Regions from separate parts of the Mus musculus genome. Here region 2 is linked to region 1. A link is a loop called in an ENCODE intact Hi-C map of the cell type or tissue named here. Cell type or tissue: heart. All regions are shown on one strand. Region 1 overlaps Bicc1 (BicC family RNA binding protein 1). Region 2 overlaps Bicc1 (BicC family RNA binding protein 1).

What was found. Hi-C counts contacts between places; a loop is a spot of excess contacts. Peaks named below come from ENCODE experiments on the same cell type or tissue, not always from the same donor. Only the 100,000 strongest peaks of a DNase experiment are listed, where the experiment ranks them.
Region 2: a loop joins it to region 1, with 2.2 times the contacts of the local background. A loop is called at or near these places in 3 of 42 quality-filtered maps.

The regions. Positions count from the first base shown.
Region 1 is chr10:71,023,856-71,028,855 of GRCm38, forward strand. It overlaps Bicc1 (BicC family RNA binding protein 1), which reads right to left. Exons shown (of 21, transcript NM_031397.3): 3 at 4,043-4,112. Among named protein-coding and RNA genes, the nearest start is that of Bicc1, 130 kb to the right of the region's middle. In heart, a CTCF peak has its summit at 1,912; DNase peaks (open chromatin) are centred at 1,616, 1,766, 4,376 and 4,776; H3K27ac peaks cover 2,170 bases.
Region 2 is chr10:70,967,104-70,972,103 of GRCm38, forward strand. All of the region lies in intron 3 of Bicc1 (BicC family RNA binding protein 1), which reads right to left. Among named protein-coding and RNA genes, the nearest start is that of Gm24486, 88 kb to the left of the region's middle. In heart, a CTCF peak has its summit at 2,437; DNase peaks (open chromatin) are centred at 78 and 2,428.

The sequences.
Region 1 (5,000 bases):
CCCTGGAGAGACTAGTGCCTGTCACTTTGTCTAACTCCGGAATGAAGTTCCATCAATGCTGACCCCAGAGTTACTTGGAATTGGACGTAAAAACTTGAATATTAACCCCCATTTACCTTCAGTAGTCTACAAAGAGATTGATGAACCCATTAAAAGCAAAGAGAAGACTGTAAGAAAAATATTTACCTAATTTAAGAGACCGAGCCATCCAATTTGAGTATGCAGTACAGTCATCCCTGTGTGATAAGTTCTCATTACTAACTGCTTTTATCTCTGTGTTAGGGCCGATCTAGCCAGAATTCCATTTGGAAAAGCAAACTTGTTCAAAATGCTATTCATATTTTAATGAAGTTTCCTTAACTTAAAATAGGCCACAGCTCAGAAAAGCACACTCAGAGACTGAAAAGACTGCCTGAAGTTATTCCAGGTTAGTAAAACTTTATAGTTTTAAACACTTTAATCCTTAAATACTGGTTTCGCTAGCACAGACCTCAAGCTTTTTCTATGTAAACTCTTTGGCTTCAACAGCTCCAGTTTTAAATGCTCCCACACAAAATAAATTCATAGAGGAGAGAAGAAACATGAAGTATTTATTTGTCTTAGTTGTAACTCCCCTGAAGAGAATCTTGGAGTCACAGAGGCAGATGCCTGTTGCTGGAATCTTAAGTTCTCAAGTTCTTCTGTCTTAAATGAACCTTCTGCCTTCCAATAACCCAAACACTCTGGGGAATAGCTATAAAAATTCTTTATTCCTCAGTCTACACGCGTGCATGCATGTGAGTGCACACGAGTACCCACATACGTACATGCAGGCAAACACACACAAACACACGGGCACAGTGTGTTTCTGTTCTGCCTGTCTGTGTGCACTCCTATAAAATACTGTCAAGAAAACAACTTGGCTGATATACTTCCTACTCTGTCCTACCAAGCATTTGCTCAGAGGGGAAAGGAAGAAGGAGAAGGAAGAAGAATGAGAAGACGTGAGGGGGGCGGAGGAGAAGACAAACACCAGATGTTCCTTTTCTCGGAGCCACACGAAACGCAGAGAACTCTGGGTTATCTTCACTGCAAATGTCTCCTGACCATGAAGATTGACGGAAGTATCTTCTGCAGTAGTGCGCCTCTTAGGACGCCAGGACAGACAGCATTGTGGTGCTTGAGGGTGGGTTTCTCTTGTTGTCAGCTGTGGCTGCCCCTGCCCCAGTACCTGACTCCACATTGTCTTACCAATGAGAACTCTCCGACCCTTTAATAACCACCATAGGAACTTGTCGAATATACAAATCCCCAGCCCACCTCTTCCCGGGCCACCACTTCGGAACGATTGAGAACTTTCTAGAGAAGAATCTAAATTTTTCTAGCTGAAGTAAACTCAGGCTCTGGCTTTCTGCCTGTGTGCCAGGCAGTAACCACCAGCGCCTCTGCCAAGGCGGGCTGCACAGGCATCCGGGCAGCCCTTCTGATAAAGCAAACACGAGGGCTTAAAAGATAAGGTTCGAAGAGAGCTACTGGGAGCTAAATTTGGAAAACACAAAACTGGACTCCGGTAAGATGGAGGAGGCGGCAGACAGGAAGAGAGGGGGCCATAAAAAAAAATGTTTGTGTGGATGCAAATATTTAGGCAGAGCACCGGAAAAGCAGATGAAACAAACCCATAGTAGGGTCATCCCTCAGCAGGGCCCGGGGTATCTCCACATCTCTGACCTTCACACCACCGTGAGGCTTAGATTTAATAAATCATCTACTACACGGCATGGGCCCAGGAACACACATGCATACTCTAATCTCTTTCATAATGAGGGCTGGGAATGAGGGAAGACTTGAAAATGAACAGCCCTCTCTCTCTTACGACACACAAGGCCAGAAGGCAACAGCCCACCAGATGAGCAAACAACTCCCTTCCCAACACCCCCCCCTGCTGTTTAGTTTTACTGGCTACAGAATACAGTGGAACTTCATCTCAAAAATTAAACCATCTTAAAAGAACAGAAACCCCGGATATGGCAGTCTCTAGATGGTCCATCCTTTCGTCACAGCTCCAAACTTTGTCTCTGTAACTCCTTCCATGGGTGTTTTGTTCCCAATTCTAAGAAGGGGCAAAGTGTCCACACTTTGGTCATCGTTCTTCTTGAGTTTCATGTGTTTAGCAAATTCACAGTCAGCTAGTGGATGGATCACAGGGCCCCCAATGGAGGAGCTAGAGAAAGTACCCAAGGAGCTAAAGGGATCTGCAACTCTATAGCTGGAACAACATTTCTTAAATAAAAACACTCAACAACAGGGACTGGGGCCCCAGGGTATGCTTAAGTTTCAATTCACCCCCTTGGTTAACCAGGGATTTTTTTTTTAACAGTCAAATAAACAGAAGACAGGTGAGGCACTGGTTTCTTCTATTGCACATCCAGAACTAGACAGCCAGACCCATGACAAGAGGACTCAATGAATCAGGATAGAAGCATTTTCTTTAGCATTGAGCTCATGCATAGCTTACACAAAGACTTGGAACCACACACAAAAACCGAAACTTGTCTGATTTTGACACGTTAAAACTAGCGGTCCCAGGCTGGAGAGATGGCTCAGTGGTTAAGAACACTGGTTTCTCTTCCAGAGATCCTGAGTTCAATTCCCAGTAACCCACGTGGTGGCTCACAACCATCTGTAATGGGATCTGATGCCCTCTTCTGGTGTGTCTGAGGACAATGACAGTATCCTCATGTACATAAAATAAATCTTAAAAAACAAACAAACAACCCCCCAAAAAAACTAGTGGTCCCAATTCCTTGTCACCATGAGCTAAATAAAAAGTAATAAGACTGAAGTTTCTATAGGCATACCTTGTCTATACTCAGACAGACAGACAGACACACACACACACACACACACACACACACACACCCCAAATGCTCTGTAATATTATTTCTATTCTACAAGATGGGAACACAAAGTGAGACTGAAGGAAATCTAGACTAAAACACGAAAGGCAACCGAGACCCCATGCCGTGTTAAAATGCCACTTGGCAATATAGTCACAGAAGGTGGAACAAGACGACAAACTGAGCAGCAGCAAGATGACAAGACAAAGGGCAGACCACAGGACACAGCTCAGCTTGCATGAATGCTATATGTAGAACTGTTTGGTGGCATTCGTATTATTCTCCTGATAGCTATACAAATTTGTATTCTTCGTTAAATATAGACAAGCAGGATTCCTGAAACTATAGTATATTTGAAAAAATACATATATTTACATATGTACTATGTATACATATAGTATATATTATATTCCTATATATTATATTCACATACCTATATTTATATCTATATAAATATAATAATAAATATTAATATATAAGTATATATAATACATTTCTTAAAACACGTACTGGAAAGTCACATTAGAGAATACCATAGAATCCTAGAAAAAACAAATAAGACAGTGTTCCCTCCCATCTCTGACCATCTACGGGTAGGCAGCTCTATACATAAGGCAGGGAAATGTCTGATCTAAAATGCAGTTCATGCAATACTGTCATGTAGATGGAAAAAAATTCATTTGAGAAAGGAGGAAGTTACGGCTCATTCATGTGGAAGAAGGGCACAGTATATAGCAGCTCATAAATATAGGCCATGACAAAACAAAAAAAAACCAAAATAAACAAAAAACAAAACAAAGAATAAAAAAAGAACAACAACCAAAAACAAAACAAAACAAAAAACCACCTTAAAGTCTACACAAGGGAAACACACAGGCTACGACCCCCATGTAGAACTGCCATTCTTCATGGCTGCTGATCTGACAGATACCCTTCAGATCACAGGTTACTGTGAAGCCCGTTATGGTAACATTTCTATTTTAATACTATTTTTTTAAGCATTTTTTTTTCTGCTGCCACAAAGCCACCTATTTATTTTAATCATGAAAATCCTCCCCAAATACGGCTATTTGACAAGCACTTGAGGCCAAACGTGAACAGAACTGAGCTCCAGCAACCCCGGAAGCTCGTTTTTCAAACATACCTACTCCCCGTCCCAAATTTACCTTTCTTGGATTTAGCCCCGATCTTCAGTTTGGACGGCCATGCAATCTGCGTGTTTGTCTCCTCCATGATCTGAGTCAGGGATCAAGAGAAAAATATTGACTCAATTAAGAACTTGTATTTACAGATAAGATTTTCACACGTTCAAAAAAAAAATTCTTATTTTCATGTTTCTGGCTTTGTGTTGATACAACAAGATGATCTCAGCTTAAAACAATGCAAACATCTTTTTGAAAGCTCGAGGGAGAAGAGGGGGTGTGTTTTCCTAAGCCCTTAATCTACTGAGAGCATCCAAGTCTGTGTTGTTCTCTCCGTGAATCCAGAATCTTAACAGAAACAAGACCTCAAAGTACATGGACAAGTAATTAACCCAGCTTGTTGCCAGGACCATCAGAGATGCTTGCACTGAATAAAATTCACCCGAGACCATCATCTACATACTAGATGTGACTCTTGTAATACAGAAACGATGAGTTAAGCCATACTAAATGAAGATTTCCTCCCATCCCCCAAAATGAAACATCTCCTCCTCCCACTCTCTCTCCATTTGTATTTCATTAAAACTGTTGAAATGCTTCTAAACACAGCATCCCTTCATACTGCTCCATTTCCCGTCAGCCTTCCTGTGGGCCAAGATAGTGTTTATGCTATCGCTCCACCCATTCATATATGCAGATAATACCAGCAGAAGGGAGCCTAGCACATAACGTGAGAAAGGACAGGCAGCAGGCATCGAAAGTGGAGGTGGCAATGACGAGGCAGAAGCCACAGACGACAGCATGAGCGAAGCCAACAAGTAATCGGAAAGGAATCAGAGACTCCCAAGACAAAATAGTCTTTCTAGCTTGCCAATTCCACAGGGCTGTTCACTTGGGAACACGAATAGAAAACTAACTCTGCGCAGGCTAACAGGAACAGAAAATGCAACAAACTAACAGCAAGTCACTTATAGGTCTATCA
Region 2 (5,000 bases), 57 kb before region 1:
GATCAACAGCTGGTGTGGATCAGCAGCTGGCTTCCCAGGCCACAGCTTGGCCTCCTCTTCTGCCTTATTCACTAATGTGTGATTCGGTATCAAAGTAGATGGAAAACAGAGCTCGCCCGGCTGGTATTTCCCTAATAACGTGCTTTGTAAGACACAAAACAAACGCATTGCGTCTCATATGCTGACGGGATTTGGCTTCAAACTTTCCTTGAACAGAGTCACAGCTGAGATATCACTGACACGACCCCGTCCGTCCCCCGGGTCTAGATTTGATTGCATTTCCTTTAGGTTGGCAAATGACTCTGGGGATCAGCAGAGGTGAATTCAACATGAGGGCGACCAGCGGCTGCTCATACTTACTGTGGAACAATTAAGTTTCTCTCTGGACACCTCAGAGATAGACTTGAACTTTAGTTAGGGTTTTTATTGCTGTGATAAAATCGCCACGGACCAACAGCAACTGGAGATGTTTATTCTAGCGTATAGGTTTAAGTTCATCACCGAGGGAAGTTGGGGCAGGAACCTGAGGCAGGAGCTGATGCAGAGGCCAGGGAGGGGTGCTGCTTACAGGCTTGTTCCTCATGGTTTGCTCCGCCTGCATTTTTAAAGCTTATAGTACCACCAGTCTAGGGGGTGGCACTGCCCACACTGATCGGATTCTCCCAGCCCAGAGGTGGTACCGCCCACAATGAGCTGGCTCCTCCCAGCCCAGGGTGACACCGCCCACAGTGTGCTGGCTCCTCCCATGTCAATCATTTTCAAGAAAATGTACTATAGGTTAGCCTATAGGCTGATCTTATAGAGGCCTTTTCTCAAATTGAGGTTCCTCTCCTCTCAGATCGCTCCAGCTTGTATCAAGCTGACAAACAACCAGGCAGGACATTTGCTTTTTTAAAATAAAAGCTTTACATAGGCTGAGGTAGCAACATCTCACTTTTGTCAAAAAGATAGAAAACCTGAGCTGACTGATGAGCCCTGACTACAGATGATTTTTAGAATAGAATAGGAACAGAGTAGTACAGAGCCTAGAGCCCGTGAAGGAAGGTTCTTTCCCAACAGGTACCCCAATAAACTGAGTCAGGATAAGTGACCTCTTAACATGATGTTCAGGGTAAGGCGTGGTCCTCCGTGCCTGCCTTGGTTTAAAACAGAAAAGAAAGGTTACCACCTCAATAGCCAACAGGAGAGCAAAGGCTGTCTAGAATCAGATATATTTAAATTCAAAACCCTAGTTTGCATGGGAATAATGATCCCACACTGGGTGGGTACCCATCTGTCTGAACCCAACAGAGCCCAACATCAAGGTCCTATCAAGGTAGTCTTTGGAAGGATGATGCTCAAACTCTGAGAAAGAACCATTTGTGACACCCAGGTGACACCAGGAAGTCAAAAGAGAAAGCATCAGGAAATGGCCTTGGGACGTTTTAACTCAATTGCTCAGCTCTGCTTAGAAACAGCTATCCCTGTCACTGGAGCTTTGAGAAGGCTTTAGCTTTTAAAAAAAGGAAAGGGTGAGAGGTACATCCAACCAAGATGGCGCCCAGAGGTCCTTCTTCAGTTGGATAGAAGGAGCAATGAGCCTTGGGAGACACAAAGGTAGTTCGAGAGGGGGTCAGGCCTTTTGTGGGTGAAACACTAATTTCTCAACATGGTGACTAAGATTTGGAAATATAAAGATACCAGTCCATCATCATGCTCTCCACCGGCCTCCAGCCTTCAGGGGAAAGGGAGCAGAGGAAGGAGGGCTTATATGCATCTTCTCCGCCTGGAGTCTGGAGGGACTTCCCAAAGCTGTTTGATGCGATGCAGAGTTATAGAGACTTGGGGGGAAACCTAGAAATAATCTCAGAAAAGAACAACAGAACGCACACCAAATACGAAGCAGAATCAGGGCGCACCAGCAGGAATAATCAGTACCAGATGTCCTCATGGAGCGTGAGAACAGAATCAGAGGGAAGGGGCTTTATTGTACCGTTCTATTCAAGGCGACACAAACTAACCTCTGTCATAAACCGCAGAGGTGCCCTGCAGGTGGGAGACAGGTGTTTAACAAGTGTAGAGCTGCAGAGCCAGAGGAGAAGGAAGTTAGAAATGTAACTAGACTCGGCTTTTTGGCATCAGCCCTCTATATTCCAGAGATAAGGAAGAGGATTCTGGGAAGAGGGAGTTGAGGAAGCCAAGTGCCAGGAAGAAATCTGGAAACAGGGGAGTCTGCACAGGGGTCACAATGAGGTCACTGCACAGGGGATGTTAGACAGGCCGCTTTAATGAGGAGGGGACAGTGCCCAAGACATGCAACGTGATCTTTTAAAATGTGTTGCAATGACCTGGGACCCAGGAGGGGTATGGCGAAGGGAGACAACCAGACCAAATACTGGCCACCTGCAATGCAATCCTGGTCTGACCTCAGAGGTCCCCCTAATGGATGGGGGGGGGAGCACATGCATAAGCCAGGAAAGAGCCTCCCCAGGAAACTGAGATTACAGCAGGTTATGAGGACAGATCTAAGAGCCAGAAATGACCAATGCTCACTCTCTCCAAGGAATACAGGTCAACATGTGCATGATAGGCCCCAGGGGTCCTGCCTGTGGTCTGAGCACAGCAAAGCACTGTCATCCACAGCCAAGGAGGAGTGTGTCTTTTTAACAACATCTGGGGCCGTTCACAAAACATCTGACACACAACTGCTGGCTGTCGGTACAGAATAAAGGGGACACAGCAAGTCCTGTGAATACACATGTGACACCACACACACACACACACGAGAGAGAGAGAGAGAGAGAGAGAGAGAGAGAGAGAGAGAGACTGGAAGAAGAAACCTGAGGAAAGAAGAATTTAGGTCACAATCAAGGACGCCAGGAGACAAGCAGCCAGGTACTGGCCTTGACCTTGAAGGTACATCACTTCTGTGCTGTCTAGTGAGACAGTTCCCTTTGTTATCATGAAGGACAGCTCAGAACAGGTCCCCTGACTGTATGTTATAGCCTGTGTGTCAAGCTTCCTCACACGATCTCAAGAAACCTGAAAATATGCATGAAAATCTAAAATGCCTAAAATTAGGGAACTGGGCTTTCAGGAAAACTATCATTGGAAAAATGCCTAGGGTTCTTTTTTTTTTCCCTCCACCCCAAAGATGCACATTCTGAAAATGGTCCACACATCCCTCCCCCTGGGCCTGCCTGTTTCTCTGTGCCTTGTGGTCCCCCACTCTACCAAAGAAAATCGGGCCTTAACCCCTTAGTCTTGGGAGATGTGTGTCTTCAGGGTTGGAGGGCAATTTGAAATAGTTCTTGAATCACAAATATCTTTAAATCAAGATGCACCAAGCACGTTTCAAAAAGTAATACTCTGCTTACATATTGCAAGTAATGGCAACTGTGTGATCTCTGTCTTTAAAATTTTGCTTTTCCTTTGAACAGCAACAACTCCTCCTCTCCCCAAAAAGCCCCAGAAAATGAACAAGAAGCCCGAAAGGAAAGACAGTCAGTTTTTCTATTCCTAGAACTTTGATAAGTCAATTCAAAAGGCACTAATGATCCCATGGGGACCTGGGTGAAGGATATGAATAAATAATTCAGTGGAAAGTTGGCAATTATATAAATATGAAAAAACTCAACGTTAATCGTTGTATTGATAAAAAAATCAAGAAAAAATATGCTTTAATTTTACAGACAGCAAAGTCTCTCTTACATTCTTCATGAAGTTGCATATTGCTATAAAATGCCTAGAGTAACTTGGAAACATAAATAAAGATTTAGAGTATTATTTCTTTTAAGGATATATACATATTGAGAAGAAAAAAAGCCGTATTAATAGTGATTACTTCTTTTTTTTTTTTTTTCAAGACAAGGTTTCTCTTTGTAGCCCTGGCTGTCCTGGGACTCACTCTGTAGATCAGGCTGACCTCGAACTCAGAAATCCACCTGCCTTTACCTCCCAAGTGCTGGGATTAAGGCGTGCACCACCACGCCTGGCTAGTGATTACTTCTAAGTGTCAGAATCATGGATATAATTTATCTCACACTTCAATCTCTTGTGTATTTTCCATCAGAAACTAAAATATCCCCACATAAGAATTCAGAGGGTGCCATTCACTTCAATTACAAGCTCATGATGTAAAAGCAAATGCATTTAATTTAGAGCCTTTGATATTCCAGGCACTCTTGCCAGGATCCCTTTAAGAACAGAGACCTTTAAATGTTAAGGATAAGGGCCGGACAGCTTTCTCGGCGGCACAACTTGGCAAGGGGCTTTTGGCCGTGTTCGCTGTCAACGTTTTTTCTCCGGCATTTGCTGTGCTGTTGCTCTGGGTAACTTACAAACATACTCATTCCCTGGAAACCGAGTCCTCCAGTGAAACCGAACAAGAGTATTGGGGACAGGGTTATCGCCACTCAAGAACTGGATTTGAACAGAGTTAAGACGAATGGTGAAGGCCCTGTGCTTGTGCCCACTAGGAACTGTCCCTGGGAATCTTTCAAATATCCACATCCACATCTCTTTGTCTTTAGTACCGTTTCTGAAATCCTGGGAAGCAAGAGCAGGATGAGGAGAGGTTGCCTATAGTACTCTTTCTTTGAAAAATATTCCAATCTTTTTCTTGTTCTCCCAAGTCATGACCCCACCCAAGAAAGTTGGGAAAGTTGCACATTACTGTTGGTCTCTGTGTCTGACAGCCTTCTATGAATGTGTGTTAGTAAGAGTGTGAAAGGATGGTACCTTTCTAATGGAGGAGTCTCGGTGATGGCCTCTGAAAAGATCAGATTCATCTTCGTAGAGGTATCCCCATGGTTGGTGGTGGCACTTGGTGATGCTCTAAATGCCCGTCCTGGGGTGCTCTGGCTTTTGCTCTGCTCTAACTTCTTGGGTTTCTGGTTTGCTCTCCTGAAGCTTCAGGTATGCACACATGACCACCATTCCACTGAGAAGTCCCTTGGCATGGGTTCTCCTGTGATGGTCTTGCCCAAATCCGTGAAATCCTCCTGTCTCCCAACACATAT